2 separate regions of the Homo sapiens genome follow, and region 1 is linked to region 2. Evidence: read pairs that join two places in POLR2A ChIA-PET (ENCODE). Cell type or tissue: Caco-2. All regions are shown on one strand. Each heading gives the region's core, and the rest is flanking DNA. Links, peaks and the distances in the headings are about the cores only. Region 1 overlaps EFCAB14 (EF-hand calcium binding domain 14). Region 2 has its middle 39 kb from the start of FOXD2.

Region 1 (9,168 bases), core at 785-8,784, 780 kb before region 2:
CAAAAGATTTGGCTTTTAATTTTATCTACCATAATTGCTTTATTAACAAATTGTAGAACAATCAATGTATACTGCTTATTAGATCTTTTGAACAGATGCATAGCAGGGCCTTTTCAGATTAGTGGAAAGTTGGCAACATGACTCTTACACAAAAAAGGGTGAGCAGGAGCATGCTGACTTGCTGGGTCTCCTTACCATATCACTCTGCAGTAATTCCATCGTTTTCTTGTGTTCATCCACAGTTTTCTGTAGTGCTTCCACAGCAAGATGGACGCTGTTTAAAGTATTGCCAATGGAAGCTACACTCTGAATGGAAACATATAGGAAGGTGTAAAAAAGCTTTAAGAGACAACTGACATGCAATAAACTGTACATATTCAAAAATGTATAATTTGAATGTTTTGACACATAAACAATTGTGAAACCAGTACTACAATCAAGATAATAAACACTCATCACCTCTGAAAGTTTCCTCATGACTCTCTGTAATCACTCCCTTGCCGATCGTTCCCAGGCAACCACTGATCCACTTTCTGTCACAATAAATCAGTCTTCATTTTCTAGATTTTATATAAGTAGAACCAGTGAGCAAGTAGTGCTTTTTAAAGTGTGGCTGCTTCTACTCAGCAGAATTGGGATTCATCCATGTTGAGGCTACTTGGCAGGCTGCCGAGCAGCATTCCATTGTGTGGCTCTATCACAGTTTATCTCTCCCCCTGCTCATGGACATTTAGGCTGTGTTCAATATTTGACTATTACAAATGAAGCTGCTATAAACATTCGTGTTCAGGTCTTCATGTGGACTTATAGACATTCCCCTTTATCATATGCTTTCTAATCGCCATAATACCTAGCAGGTGAATGGCTGATCATATGGCAGGTCTATGCTTCACTTGTTAAAAAACTGCCCAACAATGTTCTAAAATGGTTATGCCATTTTACATTCCCACCAGCAGGGAATGAGAGTTCCTGTTACTCCATATCCTCACCAATCCTGTACCAATATTGGTACAGTCATTCTTTTCAACTTCAGCCATTCTAATGGAAGTGTATATTGTGATTTTAATTTACATTGCCCTAATGAAACACTGCCCTAATGAAAATCGGTGTTTCTGATTATTTCAAATATCTTCAAACTATGATTACATGTAGTGTATACTGAGATAATTAACAGGACTCTTTCTCTATCAATCAAACAAGTAATTTTCTTAATTTAAATGATTTTTCCTAGAGGAAAACCAAATCTTCCCTAAAGAAAAAATATTAGTTTATAAATCTGGAACCCAGGGATAAGGTTCTCTCACAAACTGCCTCTGTCAATCCCTGCTGTGGGAAGGCAGATGGCCGAGCTAACACAGTAGACTGCCACTTGTTAGGAGCAAAGGACACTTCGAGCAAAAGTGGGAGGGAACCATATCTGGCTTTGGGAAACTCAATACTGCAGAGATGAAAAAAAAGTAGAATCCTGTCAGCAACCACTGAATAGGGATATGAGTAGTGGCTTACTTTGCTTTCATTAGCCCTAAAAAGCCCAAGTGGACAGGGAACTTGGAGATATAATTCAGAAGCCATGTTTTAAAAAAAGCCTGTCCTAAGGGAACATCTAAAAGGGTGTTACTATTCAGTGAGTTTTGGCCTTTTCAAGACATGCTGACAGTTTTACAGTGCCACATTAGTATTTTTAACCAAGGTCATTTTTATTACACTGATATCCAAGAATCCAAGAGAACACGAGATGACACTAATAAAAATTACATGAGATACAATAAAGTTAGGTATTTGGCATGACCTACCACTTCAAAACTGAGCCACTTGAAAGAAACACAGTGCCTGGCATGATAAACACACAGATTTGCAAAGAGACAACACACTGGGTAAAAGTATCTAAGCTGGTTTGCTATCTATGTAAGCTCTGTTGCTATCTATGTAAGCTCTGAATGCCTGTTGCAAAAGCTACAGGCATTCAAAGACACCTACTGTTTGTGAATCCAATCCTCACTGGCTGGATGTATGAACCCATTGGGATGCCAGAAGATAGTAAGCTCTTGTTTAAGGATTTTTTTTTTCTTTTCTTTTTTCCCCTAAGGAAGCAACTGACAGAGCCATGTGAACTCTGGAGCAAAACTCTGAAACTAGTATTCCCATCAACAGCAAAGTGCCTGGTACATACTGGAGGAAGTTCCACAAATGTTTATTGAATGAATAAATTCAAGAATAAACCAGTTTCCTTTTCTGGTACCAAAACAGAGATATAGACCAATGGAACAGAACAGAGCCCTCAGAAATAATACCACACATCTACAACCATCTGATCTTTGACAAACCTGACAAAAACAAAAAATGGGAAAGGATTCCCTATTTAATAAATGGTGCTGGGAAAACTGGCTAGCCATATGTAGAAAGCTGAAACTGGATCCCTTCCTTACACCTTATACAAAAATTAATTCAAGATGGATTAAATACTTAAATGTTAGACCTAAAACCATAAAAACCCTAGAAGAAAACCTAGGCAATACCATTCAGGACATAGGCATGGGCAAGGACTTCATGTCTAAAACACCAAAAGCAATGGCAACAAAAGCCAAAATTGACAAATGGGATCTAACTAAACTAAAGAGCTTCTGCACAGCAAAAGAAACTACCATCAGAGTGAACAGGCAACCTACAGAATGGAAGAAAATTTTTGCAATCTCCTCATCTGACAAACGGCTAATATCCAGAATCTACAAAGAACTTAAACAAATTTACAAGAAAAAATCAAACAACCCCATCAAAAAGTGGGTGAAGGATACGAACAGACACTTCTCAAAAGAAGACATTTATGCAGCCAACAGACACATGAAAAAATGCTCATCATCACTGGCCATCACAGAAATGCAAATCAAAACCACAATGAGATACCATCTCACACCAGTTAGAATGGTGATCATTAAAAATCAGGAAACAACAGGTGCTGGAGAGGATGTGGAGAAATAGGAACACTTTTACACTGTTGGTGGGACTGTAAACTAGTTCAACCATTGTGGAAGACAGTGTGGAGATTCCTCAAGGATCTAGAACTAGAAATACCATTTGACCCAGCCATCCCGTTACTGGGTATATACCCAAAGGATTATAAATCATGTTGCTATAAAGACACACGCACACTTATGTTTATTGCGGCACTATTCACAATAGCAAAGACTTGGAACCAACCCAAATGTCCATCAGTGATAGACTAGATTAAGAAAACATGGCAGATATACACCATGGAATACTATGCAGCCATAAAAAATGATGAGTTCATGTTCTTTGTAGGGACATGGATGAAGCTGGAAACCATCATTCTCAGCAAACTATTGCAAGGACAAAAAACCAAACACTGCATGTTCTCACTCATAGGTGGGAATTGAACAATGAGAACACTTGGACACAGGAAGGGGAACATCACACACCGGGGCCTGTTTTGGGGTGGGGGGAGGGATAGCATTAGGAGATATACCTAATGTAAATGATGAGTTAATGGGTGCAGCACACCAACATGGCACATATATACATACGTAACAAACCTGCACGTTGTGCACATGTACCCTAGAACTTAAAGTGTAATAAAAAAAAGAATAAACCAGTTTCCTTTTCTAATGCAAGACTGTGAGAGCTGCTTCTGTACTAATGGCTACAGAAGCCTATCATTTCCTGAATTGGCCCTAGGAACAACGGCAAGAATCTGGCCTCATCAGAGTTGTCCCTACCCCTTTTTTTTCCCCCCGAATTTGTAAGTAGATGGCCACATTGGACAAGTAGCAAATTATGGAGACTGAGCACACACAGATGGTGTGGCTATAAAATAGCAAATTTTGTCTTCGCTTATGGCTTAGAAATTTCTTGCTCCTTTGTGGAAAGAATTCATATGCTCATAGACCCTGGCACATAATCTGACCAAACTTAGCACATATTTTTATAATTCAAAGATCCTAGATTTGATATCCACCGTTTGGGGAATCCCTTCTTCCATTTCCTGTGTCAGGGGATGATGTTCTTTATGTTCGAATTAGGCACCTCTTCTGCCTTCCTACCCCTATCCACTCTTCCCGTCCATCTCTAAGGATCCCTGAGTACTATTCATCTGGTTGGTCACAGCTCACTGTAGCCTCAACCTCCCAGGCTCAAGTGATCTTCCTACTTCAGCCTCCCATGTAGCTGGGACTACAGTTGTGTGCCACCATGCCCAGCTAACTTTAAAATTTTTTGTAAAGACGAGGTCTCCCTATGTTGCCCAGGCTGGTCTGTAATTCCTGGGTTCAAGTGATCCTCCTGGCTCAGCCTCCCAAAACGTTGGGATTACAGTCATGAGCTACCATGCCCAGCCTCCAAAGTGATTTTTACCAATTAATACTCCTAGCAGGAGCAGGAGTGTTTGAAAATTTCCTTCGTTCCACATATCCTTGCCAACACTTGTTTCCTGAATTTTTAATTTTTGCATTTCCCCAGGTCATCTTTTTTTTTTTTTTTTAACTTTCTTAATTATGGAAAGTAACAGAGATTTAGGGTAACTATCATGTACAATTGGTCTGCTTTGATGAAGATATTGTGAGTGGTGAACTGAAAAAGCAAGCTGAAAAGCGAACCCATATATGCTAACACAAGAGTGCCAGCAGAGCAATTCTGGGACTCAGAGAGCCAAATAAAAAGGTATGAACCCATATAAATCACAGCTGAGGTAACCTGTTGCAAATTAAAGGCCTAACTAACCAGACCAAAACAAAATTGTTCTGAATTCTTTAGGACACAGTGATACACTCCATTACTGCCCTCTTGGAGCAGCTGATTTCAAATGCTAGGCTTTCAATGAAAACTTATAAGAAGCTAGAATTATGGCAAATAGTACCCACACATGGCACCTACCTTCTGAAGTCTCTGTACCCACACATGGCACCTACCTTCTGAAGTCCCTCTACAGTGGTAGGCAGGCTAATCAAGTCTGCAGCTGACTTAACATTGGCTTTGAGGTGGTTCACTGCAGAAGTCAACAGAGAAATCTGAACAAAAAAGAGTAACAAACAATGAAAACAAATGAGAATTTGTAGAGGACACGTTACCTTCACAAACTCTACGGTTGGTGATGTCAAGATAGTCTAGGATTTTATGTGTTTCTGCAACCCTGTCAGCTCACAGAAGTAAAGGAGACAGTACTTTGGATAGAGTTGGGATCTGGGAGGCAACAATAATACCCCTTCTTTCCCTGCCCAATTTGAACACTAGTGTCAAAGAGTGAAGGCAAGTGTTATTCTTTACCCTGTCCTGGCAGCACAAGATCCCAAAATCTTAAATTACTCAAAAGATGCTGTAATTATCACACACTCCCTCAACAATTGGACAGGAAGAAAGCTAATGATGAAGGATCACTTCAAAATTTCATTTTGGTAAAATGTAATACCTCAGTAATTTACCAAACTTTTGTTCCTGCCCAAGTGGGAACATATAAAGTAAAAGCCCATCTCACAAAATACAGTCTACAGGAACTGCACTCTGACAATTTGAACAGCACTTTCAACTACTTGGGGATTTGGTTTTGGTTTAAAAATGTGACTAATATTTCAAACTCAATAGCTCTACCAGAGCACTACTTTGTATCCTGAAGGGGCTCAATAAATACTCACTGACTCACTGACTGATGCAATGTATGTATTAAAATAGGAATTTAATCAAAATAAAATGAGGCTTCCGTTCTGCTATTTAGGCATAGAATTCTAAACATCTAGACTTCGCTCTTGAATGGGAACTGGGGGAACCTGTGTAATAGTCAGTTTCAGGCTGCAGAGACAATATTCTAAAAGCTTTGCAGTTTGGCTCGAAACACTTGAAAGACTCTTAGTTCTAAACCGCTTTCCCATTCTAAATTCTAGGATGAGAACACAGATCTACCAATAGCAATTATATTCAGAGTGGCCTCAGAGTACCCACCAGTTTCTGGGCACTTGTTATGGGCCAAGCACAGTGGTAGGCACTGGGGGGTGTAAGACAAAACAGAACCTGATTCCCTACTCATTCCTTTAGCAAATGTTTGGCATCTCTGTGCCAGACACTGCTGCAGTCATTGTGGAGACAGCAGAGAGGCAAACAAGACCATGAAGCTCTGCTCTCATGGAGCATACATCCTAGTAAAAGGTGACAGAAAAACAAAGAAAAGAAATCAGATTGTAATAAGTACTGTGCTAAGAATTTTTTCCTTTCTCTCTCTCTCTTTTTTTTTTTTTTTTTGAGACAGTCTTGCTCTGTTGCCCAGGCTGGAGTACAGTGCAGTGATCTTGGCTCACCGCAGCCTCTGCCTCCTGGGTTCAAGTGATTCTCGTGCCTCAGCCTCCTGAGTAGCCGGGATTACAGGTGCATGCCCCTACACCTGGCAAATTTTTGCATTTTTAGTAAAGATAGGGGTTTCGCCATGTTGGCCAGGCTGGTCTTGAACTCCTGGCCTTAAGTGATCCACCTGCCTTGGTCTCCCAAAGTGCTGGGATTACAGGCATGAGCCACCATGTCCGGCTATGCAAAGAATTTAATTTAAACAAAGCTCCCTGAGTAAGTAGTAGTAGCTTGGTCTGAGACAGGGAGTCTGGTAAGGAGCCTGGGAACTCGGGAACTCAAGTTCTCTTTTCCCTCTTTTCTTTTAGAAGGCAAAAGTTCAGAGGCTTAAGATGAATTTTCAGCCACTCACTAATAAAACAAATACTACTGGACCCTATTATTCACCACTGGTGAACAACACAGATGTCAGGGATCCTGTGGTGTTTACATTTTAGTGCAAGCAGACAGACACTTTTATATAGAAAAATATCAGATAGTGGGAAGCACTAGAAAAAAATTAAAATAAAGTAACTTGACAGGAGTGACTGGGTAGCAACTTTTAGACTGATCGGTCTGAGGAGGCCTCTGTAAGGAGATAAAATTTAAACTGAGATCTGAATAGTAAGAAAGAATTAATCATATGAAGATTGGATGAAGCCTATTTCAGGGAAGAGGGAACTGCTAGACCAAAAGTCCCAGTACAGGAAAGAGCTTGGCATATTCAGAGAACAGAAGTTTAGGTGGCAGGATCTCATAATGTGTGTGTGTATGTGAGAGAGACAGAGAGACAAAGTAGGTGGTGAGGCCAGTTGTGCAGTAAAGTGCCAGAACAGACAGGACTCTGTAAACCAGAACAAGCACATGGGTTTTACTTGAGGTGTGATAGGCAGGGGTGTGTAAGCAGGATAATTACATGAATGGAGACACCTTGGAGGAAGACTACTATGGCTGTCAGTAGAAATGGAGAGACCAGTAAGAAGGAGATCTGTGTAGTCTCGGCAAGAGATAATGGTGGTTTAGACTTGAGTGGTAGTAGAGGTAGTAGCAGAAGTAGAGATGATACGATTTGCTGGGACTGGGTGTTAACAGTGGGGAAGATAGAAGAATTAAGGGAAACTCTTAGGTCTCTCACCTCAAGGAGCTTTCAATATAACTGAGAGACAAGGCAAGAGTACATTAAAGAAACAATTAAGCATTAAACGTGATACTGAATAAAGTTCTGAGAAAAGGATATCAATGCAAGCTGAAAGAAACAGGCTTCGCTGAAGGAGGACTCAAATTGGACTCTGACAGAGAAGTTAGAATTTTATACATAAAAACCAAGCAGGCATTCTTTCTAGGTTAGAAGGGTGAGGGTGGCATCGGGGGATAGGGAACACAGTATGAACAGGCTCAGGAGTACTTTCTTTTCATAGCACTTCTCAAAGTGACAATGATTTGTTTAGGTGGTTATTTGATTGAGGTTTCTCTCTTCCACAAGACTATAAGCTCCACATGATCAAGGACCATGTCTCTTTTACTTTCCACAATACCCGTGATACAAAGACTGGCATTTGTTGAATGAATGGCTGAGAATTAACACTCTGTGTCTGGGATGGACATTGAGAAGGCTAGTCTAAGCAGAGTAGAAGACAGAGGCCGGGGGGTAGGAGATAAGGCTAGATAAGTAGTGAATTTATTCTTTTCATCAGTAACTGGGTATAATAATAATAACAACAACAACTATTTAACAACTATCTTATAAGGATACGTGATGGTTTCAAAATATGTCTACAAATTCTTTGATAGTCTTCTTCCCTTCAAGAGGTGAAACCTACTTCCCCTTCCCTAGAGTGTAGCCTGACATAAGTAACTTGCTTCTACAGAAGAGAATAAAGTGGAAGTGACAACTGGCAACTTTAGAAATTAGGTCACAAAAGGTCCTATGCCTTCTTCTTTGCTCTCCTTGGATTAGTCACTCTGGGGAAGGGAGCTGCCATGCTGTGAGGACACTCGAGTAGCCCCAGAATGACAAGTCCATGTTGGGAGGAACTGAGGCCTCCTACCAAAAGCCATGTGAGTGAGGAACCTCCAGCCCCAGTCAGACCTCCAGGTTATAAAGACCCGGATGACATCTTAATTGCAACCTTAGAGATCTTGGCCAGAACCAGTCTGCTAAGCTGCTCCCAAATTCCTGACATATAGAAACCGTAAGATACTAAATGACTGTTGTTTTAGGCCACTAAGTTTTGGGGTAATTTGTAACCAAGGAACAGATGATCAATACAGGCTATGAGAATTAAATGAGACATATAATCAAAGCTCTTAGCATAGTACCTGGTACAGATGAAATATCAAATAAGTGACAGTTCTTTAATAGTGAAATTAATAAGCACTAAAACATGCAATTCTACATAAGGACTCCAGAATAACCAGACTAATCATCAACATTGTAACTCTGTTCATTTAAAAACAAGATGGGTGAGAAACCTCAGTCCACAGAGATACTCTCAGCAAACCATAAACTTCCTAAGAGAAGCAATTACATTAAGGAGGTTTTCACTCATGCCTTTAAAAAGATATGAATGATATCCAGGTTTGAAAAGGACATATAGAAACAGGCATTTTCATGCTCTGCTTATGGGAGTATAAATTAGAGAAGACTTGTAAGAAGTTTATCTAGGAATATCCATCAAAATTTGAAATGTTTATATTCTTTATTTTAGCAATTTCATGTCTAGAAATCTTATAAAATAGCTCATGTACATGATATATTTTTTAAAATAATTTTTCCTTATTTGTAACAGCAAAATACTAGAAACAATTTAAATGTATATCACTAAGAATGTGCATATATTCAGTGGAAAA
Region 2 (9,168 bases), core at 772-8,771:
TGTGTGTGTATGTGTGTGTGAGTATGTTAGGGGCACGTCTCGCCTCTCAGCATCTCCAGTATTGTGTGTAGATGTTAAGGTTAAGGGCATAAGGTCCAGAACCAGACTACTCAGGTTCAAATCCTGCCTCTGCCATTTACTAGTTGTAGGACCTTAAGCAAGTCACTCTACTTCTCTGTGCCTCCGTTTTCTCATCCATAAAATGGGGATAACCTACCTTATAGGGTTGTTGTGAGGATTAAATTCATGAGAATGCTGACATCTAGTATTAGTAGAAGAAATGCTGGCTCTTATTTGTGTTATTTTGCACAAGAATACTTCCTGCCAGTCTGTCTTCTGAGTCTTATGACTGGGGTCAGTGGCAGCTCCACAAGGGCACACGGCTTTTGCCTCATTTCAGAGGTGGCCTGGTGGGTGCGGGGAGCATGGTCCAGCAGAGTGAGCCCAGGCTTGTGCAGCCAAGTAGACCTGGGTTCAAAGCCACTTACAAGGTAGATGACCTTGGTCAGCTGACCTCACATCACCACGCTTCAGTTTTCTCATCTGTAAGATGGGGACAATTCTTACCTCATAGAGAAGTTGAGAGAATTAGATGACAGAGCATCATGAAATGTCATGAAAGCTCCTCCCTCACTGCCTGCCAGGAGTTAATGATTCTTGATGTGGGTTTGTTCCTTTTTGCTGTTCAGAATGTCTGTGACAGACCCAGCAATCTAACTTTTGGGTCTAAGGTTGAAGAAACCTTTGCACGTCCATGTTCACGGCAGCATTGTTCACAATAGCCAAGATGTGGAAATAATCCAAGTGTCTGTGAACAGATTAATGGATCAAGAAGATGTGTATACACACACGCGTACACACAAACGTGCACATACAACAAAATACTATTCAGCCTTTAAAAAGGAAATCTTGCCGTTCTGACAATGAGGATGAACCTGGAGGACATTATGCTAAATGAAATAAACCAGGCACAGAAAGGCAGACACTGTATGATCTCACTCATACATAGAATCTAAAAAAGTTGAACTCATAGAAGCAGAGAGTAGAATGGTGGTTACCAGCGCCTAGGGTGGGCGGGAGGGGATGTTGGGGAGATGTTGATCAAAGGGCACAACATTTCAGTTTGATAGGAAGAATAAGTTCAAGAGATTTATTGTACAACATGATAACTATAGTTAATAATGCTGTATTGGCTACTTGAAGTTTGCTAAGAGAGTAGATCTTAAAGTGCTCAGCACACACAACAAAAACATGGTAACTATGTGAGGGATAGATATGTTAGTTAGCTGGATTGTGATAATCATTTTACAATGTACAATGTACATCAAAACACCATGTCATAAACCCTAAATATACGTACTTCTATTTGTCAAAAAAGCGTTATTAATTTCTTTAAAAAAGAGAATGGTTATGACAGAATTGGATGTTCAGTTTACCTGTCTTTCTTTAACTAAGATGATCGGATGGCAGTAATAACTTCAATAATAGTTATAACCCCTATGTATAGTACTACATTGAATACACATTGCTTATGCTTATCATACAGGTATCCATCGCAACAGCCTGTGAAGTATGTGATATCATTATCCTCATTTTATAGATAAAGAAACTGAGGCACCTAGAGAAGACAAGTGGCTGCTGAGAAGGTATTTGGGCAGATTATGCCAGGGGAACTCCTTTCTAGCCAAGGAGAGGCCGTGGCTCGCTTGGGTCTGGGGGGCCTCTGTGCTTATGTAAATGGATGAGTGCTAATCGCTTTGCTAATGGGAAACACACAGGGAGATAGGATCTGCAGCAAAGCGGAAGGGCTTTCAGAAAATTAGAGCTGGGAAAAACCCCAAAGAAATCTGGGAAGATGATAAGGCAATGCCCAAGAACTCACAGCAGCGCTGTGGGAGGGTGGGCTCTGGGGCAGAGGGGAGCTCCTGAAGCATCAGCCAGTCCTGGAGACTCAAGTCCAAGGGAGGCAGGGCTGTGAGTAGTCATCCAGCTGCCTTGGGCCCAGAGCAGCTTGAAGAGCAGATTCCATCTCCTTGAGCCAGGCCCACTTGCTGGGCAGCCTCGCCCAGAATTCCTGGACAATTCCTCTTTGCTTTGCCCTATGCTGGGTTCTGGTATCACACAGCCACATCTAAACCCTGCGTCCCAGGAGAAGAGTTCAGCCAGAGTGAGTACCTCAGATCTAGAGCCAGATGATCTGGGTTCAAAATCTCATTTCTGTCACTTACTAGCTGTGTGATGTTGGGCAAGTTACTCAACCTCTCTGTGCTGCAGTTTTCTCGTCTGTAAACTGAAGATGTTATATGATAGCAATGATGCTGTAGTGATGATTAAGTTAATTAATCCATGTAGGTTGCTTAGAAGAGTAGCTGAGACATAACAAGAACTGGATACATGATAGATATTGGTGTTATTATTTTAAGAAGATTGTACAATTTGACCAAGCCCTTCTCTTGCTTAAATCCTTTCTGTAGCATCCTGTTGCCCTCAGGCTCAAATGCATCCTCAGTACTGTGGTCTACATATGGCCCTGCTCATGCTCCAGCTTCATTCCTCTCTGACCTCTACCTTTCAGCCACCCTCAGTGATCTGTGCTTTCCTGAGTGTCCCACTTTCTTTCCTCTGGGCCTTTGCATATGATGTTCCCTTGGCTTGGAATTCCTTCTTTCAAAGGGTACCCCTTGCCATGTGTTTGGCTATTCCTGAGGGAGCTTTATTTCTGAAGCCCAACAGATATCGATGCCTTCCTCTGGTCTTCCATGGCCTCATATGTCCCACTATTTCAGGATGTAGCACTGCGCTGCAATTGTTCAGGGCCTGTCCCTCTGCTTGGGTCACCTCTCCGAATCCAATGCCCAGAGCAGATCCTGACCCAGACGAGGCTTGATAAATGTTTGCTGAATGACTTTAGAGGGGGCAAAAATAAATATACCAAGCTGTCTGTCCTGAGGTCCCATCCAGCTTCTATAGAAGGTACAACACAAATCTAAGGACATGACAGCTTGACAGGCAGTGGAGGGTGGTGGTGATAAGAACAGGCTCTTGAGGCAAGCAGCATGGGGATTTGCAAGCTGTGTGATTTTGGACAAATTGCATAACCTATCTAAGCTTCAGTTTCTTCCCTGGTAAATGGGAAGAATAACAGACACTTGAGCATGAAATGAAAAAATGATGTAAAGCACTTTACACTACACAAGGCACATATCTGGCACATAGTAAAGGCCACTGGATGCTGACCATCTACTTCCTCATCACTGTGATGCATGCCCAAATCTGCTGACCACATGTGCTGCCTTCCCAGGCACTACCTCTGACCTGGAGGCAGCAGCCACTTGTGGGAACCTGGGTCCAGAGGTTGTCAACCATCTCTCTGGGTACGACCCTCAGCTTCTCGAGTCAGGCGCTGTGGCTCACGCCCGTAATCCCAGAAATTTGAGAGGCCAAGGTGGGTGGATTGCTTGAGCTCAGGAATTTGAGATCAGCCTGGGCAACATGGTGAAACCCTGTCGCTACAAAAAATACAAAAATTAGCCAGGCGTGGTGTTGTGCGCCTGTGGTCCCAGCTACTCAGGAGGCTGGGGTGAGAAGATGGCTTGAGCCTGGGAGGCAGAGGTTGCAGTGAGCCAAGATTGCGCCACTGCACTCCAGCTAGTGTGACAGAGCCAGATCCTGTCTCAGAAAAAAGAAACCTCAGCTTCTTGCAGTGTCGCAAGGAGAAGCTACTTGGAAATTCCGAGACAAACCTAGGTGGGTGATTGGTATCCTCCATCCACCTGTCCGCCCTTCAGGACCCAACTATTTCCAGAGATCGCTTCTGGGGTTTGGATTCTAAAGCTTGGTCCCATGGTTGTCGAATTTGTATGATTAAAGCCACATTGTGCATGGACAAATGCCAGCATTCATTCATTCATTCATTCACTTATTCATTCAACATTTTTTGAGCATTTGCTAAGTGCCTGGTATTGACGATACCAAGACTAATATAACACTGTGTGCCTGCCCTTAAATTGCTCACTATCTGGAGAAGCAGGCAGAGATGCACACAGACATTAAAGACCAAGTTGGAAGGGATTGTGAAGAGGCCGGGATGTAGACGTGGTAGCACCAACAGGGATACTCAACAGCCCCTGAGCCCTTTCTCTCTATCAGGTACAATGCTAAGGGGTCTTCATACCTACCTCCAGGGTTCTTGTAAGTGTATATATATATATATATATGTATATATACAGTCACTTTTAAATATATATAAACTATATAGATATAGTATATATATGTACTATAACTTTATATATAAAGTTATTTAGTTCTTACTTACAAGAACCTTGGCGGTAGGTATGAATGTGGTACTTAGCTGAATTAGTTTCCTATTGCTGTAACAAATTACTGTAAACTTAGCGGCTTTAAACAACCTAAATTTATCATCTTACAGTTTGGAGTTCAGAAGTCCAAAACAAGTTTCACTGGACTAAGGTCAAGGTGTTAGCTGGGCTGTTGCTTCTAGAGACTCTGAGGAATAATCTATTTTCTTACCTTGTTTAACTTCTAGGGGCCACCTGCATTCCTTGGCTTGTGGCCCCTGCATCTCTCCAATCTCTGCTTCTATCATCACATCTCCTGGTCTCACTGTGACCTTCCTGCCTCCCTCTTATAGGGACCCTTGTGATTACACTGGGCCCACCCTGATAATCCATGATAATCTCTCCATCTGAGATCCTTCATTTAATCACATCTGCAAAGTCCCTTTCACCATGTAAGGTAACATATTCACAGACTCTGAGGATGAGGATGTGGACATCTTGAGGGTGGGGAGCATTATTCGGCCTCCCACACCATCTTGCAGATGAGAAAACTAAGACTTACAAAGGTCAAGGAACTTGCCTAAAGTTCTACAGCCAGTAACTGGCAAGTCCCGCCCTCTTTGGATTTGAGCCTCCAGCTCTTAACCTCAAACAAGAAGACTGCTGGTGCAGGTGAACCTTGAACTAGGTTTTGAAGAATGAATCAGAGTTAAAAAAAGGTGTGTCCAGTGGAGGAATGGTGTATGCAAAAGCAAGCTGAGCACTGGGTGTGCTTTGGTACCATAAAATGCTCAGATTCGCTGGGGGTGCAGGGAGGTGAGACAAGACAGGTAGGCAGGGTCTGGATGGTGGAAAGCCGCCTAGAGCAGGCTACAATGTTTGCAGTTGAATTGAAAGATGTGAAAAACCATTGGAGGATTTCACCTGTATGTCCTGGGTAATCCCTTCCCCTTTCTGACCCTCAGTTTCCAGCTCCTCTGCCCTGATCTGCTTTTTCCCTCCCCACTGTCCCTTTGTCCCCTCCCTTCTCACCCCCTTGCTGCCAGGCCTGGTCCCATCCATCCCTGGGCAGGAATGAGGGCTGGGTGAACTGCCCCCTTCCCCCATCCCCAGGACAGCGACGGTTTCCAAATATCTGTCTGTTGAAATAATGTTCTCTGGGCACTGGGCCTCCCTCCCTCCCTCACATTCCTGGGCGAGCCGGCCTGTTTGGCTTGCTCGGACAAATATTGACTTTCTCTGTCCTTCTCACTCTGGGTCTGTTTAAAAGGCATCAATCTTTGCCGGGGTGTGAGCTCCCTCTCCGTAACCTGTGGCCTCTGCGGTCCTATTCGGGCAGGGAGTGGTAGGGGAGGGGCTCACAGGCTCTGGGGATACCCCTTTCTTGCTTGGCTGCACTATAGAGGCTTTTGGTGCAATGCTGTTCCTTGTCAGCTGCTTTCCACGCGGTCCTGCGTGGGGCCTAACAGCCCACTTATGGAGCCTCTACTTGAGGGTCAGGTCTATGCCCGTGGCATGTGCACTGAGACCTTCATACACATTTCTCTAGACTCCTCAATAACCAGGCAGGAAACCCTGCTGATTCTACCCTCAAACAATTATTCATCATCCAACCACTTCTCAGCCTCCACCGCTACCCTCCAGGTCCCAGACACCATCATCTCCTGGATCTGACTCCTGGATTATTAAGTTAACTTCCTAAATTCTGCCCCACTTCCCTTCAGTCTGTTGTCAATTTTGGAGCCAGAGGGATGGGTGAACATGTTGGTTAGCCTGGCTTAGACCCCCCAGCTCCCCTCCCCTCCTCTTGCTCCTCCTCTCTCCCTTTGGGCCTCAGGGTTTTTCCTCCCACCTGAAAAACTTTGCACGAAACTGTTCTCTCTGCCTGGAACGGTCTTCCCAGATCTGGTAGATTCCCTCCCTTACCTCTTAGTAAAATGTTTCTCTGGCCGGGCGTGGTGGCTCACGCGTGTAATCCCAGCACTTTGGGAGGCCGAGGCGGGTGAATCACGAGGTCAGGAGATCGAGACCATCCTGGCTAACATGGTGAAACCCCATCTCTACTAAAAAAAAACCAAAAAAAATTAGCCGGACGTGGTGGCAGGCGCCTGTAGTCCCAGCTACTCGGGAGGCTGAGGCAGGAGAATGGCGTGCACCTGGGAGGTGGAGCTTGCAGTGAGCCGAGATCGTGCCACTGCACTCCAGCCTGGGCAACTAAGCAAGACTCCGTCTCAAAAAAAAAAAAAAGTTTCTGCCAAAATGTCACCTTTTCAGTGAACCTTTCTTGGACAGCAGTTTTTGCATGGAACCCGCCTTGCCTGGTCCCATCACCTGGGTACCCCCTCTCCCCCGCTGCCTTGTCCTTCTCCTCAGCACTTCCTGCCATCTCACACTGTATCTTTTAATTGTGTGTTTTGTTTACTGTCTGTTTCTCTGGAGGGCAGGGCTTTTTGTCTGCTTCATTCACGGCTGCGTCCACACCTAGAGCAGCAGATGTGTGAATCCCCATTTCGTGGGTGAGAGTTAGTAGGGGTTATGGTGTAACAGCTTTTATTTATTACTCACTTTTTGAGTTTCTTCTATTTATCATTCACTTCACAGACTCTAGCTTGCCAGTGCTCGCAACAACCAATCCATAAGGTGGGCCTGGCTATGGTCACCCTTACATGGGCAAAGAAAACCAAGGCAGTGATGATGGTGTAGGGATTGGTCCTGGCTGGACTGCCACCCAAAGTCCCTCTTCCTGCCTCGCCAGCTGCACCCAAACTGGGTGCGCGTGTGCCACAAAAATGCCAGGATAGGGTGAGCTGGTGTCCAAGCCTGTGAACCTTCACCACCCCTCACCTCTTGGCCTCTCCATCTGTTGCCAGGACTTGCTGATGCATGAGCTCAGACTCATCTTGGCCGATCTTGTCCCAGAGCTTTTGGCCGGGCCTCTTCTCTTTCAGCTTCTCCTTGCTTCAAGTCTCTCTCTCTGCCTCTATCTCTATTCATTGCTCTCTGTCTGCTTCTGTCTCTCTGTCTCACTCTATCTCTTTCTCTCTCTCTGTCTCGGGATCATCCCACCCACACTGCTGCCCCATGCATTGCCCTAAGACCTCCCCTCCATCCTCTTTTGCCCTTTGCTCCGTGGGACCAGAGCTGATCTTCCTCCTGGATTTGAAAGCACTGTGTGATCTGGCTTCAGGAGACTCCCCATCCCCATCCTTCTCTCTCAATGCAGGCTGGCTCCACTGTTTCCCCCATCCACCCTATAGTCATTCCTACCTCTGACTTTGGGATGCCATCTCCTATTTTCTCAATCTAGCTAAATAACCCTCCCCTACCTTTCATGTTGAACAAATCAGAAGAACAGAACAATAAGAATCATACAACAAATACTCCTATGCACTTCATCTAGATCCACCAATCATTAACATATTTCCTCTCTCTCTTCTTTCCTTCCCTGCATCCCTCCTTCCTCCTCACCTCTCTCTCTTCATTTGTGAGTAACAGACCTCACCCCTCAAATTTCAGCATGCATCTCTTTAAAAAAGGACATTCTCCTCTATAACCACAATATAATTGTTGCCCTAAAATTTTAACTTTCATGCTATATACTATTATATAATACATGGCCTGTTTCCAAGTTTTCCCAATTTTGTAAATAATGTCCTCTAGAACATTTTGTTTTAGTTGTCATGTCTCTTTAGCTGCCATTAATCTCAAACAATTTCTCAGCCTCTTTTTGGGGTCATCTTTCATGATATGGACATTTTTGAAGAGTCTAGATTGGTTATTTAGCAAAATGTCCCTTGATTTAGACTTTTTGAGTGTTTCTTCATTACTAGTTTCAGGTTAAGCATTTTTGGCGGAAATACTCTCCTCCCTGTCTCCAGCCTCTCTCTCCCTGGGATGATCCCACCCACAGGCTGCCCCATGCTTCCTAAATCCTTCCGGGGCTTCTCCACCGAGGCCCAGCCCCACCTGCTGGGTCGGCAAGAAGTCCTGCTCTGGCACCCAGGGACTGGAATGGGAGGAGCTGGGGAGGCTGCCCTGTCCTGCTCATTGGGAAGATAAGAGGGGGTCCTTCATCTGGAGAGACTCTGGAAGCAATGGTTTGCTCTTCAGATGGTTTTTGGCAGCAGAAACTTCTGTTCAGACACATCTTACATGGAAAAGCAATGAAGACTGGCCCTTCTCTTATTGAAGGATGTGTGTGTGGATGCATATGTGTGTTCATGTTTGTGTTCACCGGCAAGTTTGTTCTTGAGCTTGAGTTCTGAAACTCTGGGTTCTCAGGTTCCCTCTCTGTTTCATCATGTCCTTTGGGTATTTTCATAGAACTCTTGGGCGGGGCGCGGTGGCTCATGCCTGTAATCCCAGCACTTTGCGAGGCTGAGGCAGGTGGATCATGAGGTCAGGAGTTCAAGACCAGCCTGACTAACATGGTGAAACCCCGTCTCTACTAAAAATACAAAAATTAGCCGGGTATGGTGATGCATGTCTGTAATCCCAGCTACTAGAAGCCTGAGGCAGGAGAATTGCTTGAACCCAGGAGGTGGATGTTGCAGTGAGCCGAGATCAAGTCACTGCACTCCAGCCTGGGCGACAGAGCAAGAAGAAAAAAAAGAACTCTTAGGGCCCCACTGATCCAAAGAAGCTGAACCCTACCAACATCCACGGGACTTACTGCATGCTGGCCTGGTGCTAGGACTGGGAAGGGATTGAGGGTGGGTAGTGCAGTGGCAAAGCACACTGGTTTTGTAGTCAGATAGATCTTACCCTGTTTATTTCTGCTGTATAGTTCTGAGTAAGTACTTCACCTCTCTAAGCCTCAGTTTTGTACTCTGTAAAATAGGGATAATAATAGTATCTACTTCTTTTGAAG

The links. ChIA-PET counts read pairs that join two places held together with the same protein. Peaks named below come from ENCODE experiments on the same cell type or tissue, not always from the same donor. Only the 100,000 strongest peaks of a DNase experiment are listed, where the experiment ranks them.
Region 1: POLR2A ChIA-PET joins it to region 2 with 11 read pairs; 2 of 35 experiments call an interaction of 5 or more read pairs at or near these places.

Annotation. Positions count from the first base shown.
Region 1 is chr1:46,691,632-46,700,799 of GRCh38, forward strand. It overlaps EFCAB14 (EF-hand calcium binding domain 14), which reads right to left. Exons shown (of 11, transcript NM_014774.3): 4 at 4,920-5,018; 5 at 196-306. It overlaps EFCAB14-AS1 (EFCAB14 antisense RNA 1), which reads left to right. Exons shown (of 3, transcript NR_038828.1): 3 at 243-467. Among named protein-coding and RNA genes, the nearest start is that of EFCAB14-AS1, 22 kb to the left of the region's middle. In Caco-2, for the core only: no CTCF peak of the experiment used is centred there; no DNase peak of the experiment used is centred there.
Region 2 is chr1:47,472,747-47,481,914 of GRCh38, forward strand. No RefSeq gene overlaps it. Among named protein-coding and RNA genes, the nearest start is that of FOXD2, 39 kb to the left of the region's middle. In Caco-2, for the core only: no CTCF peak of the experiment used is centred there; DNase peaks (open chromatin) are centred at 5,035 and 5,545; H3K4me3 peaks cover 240 bases.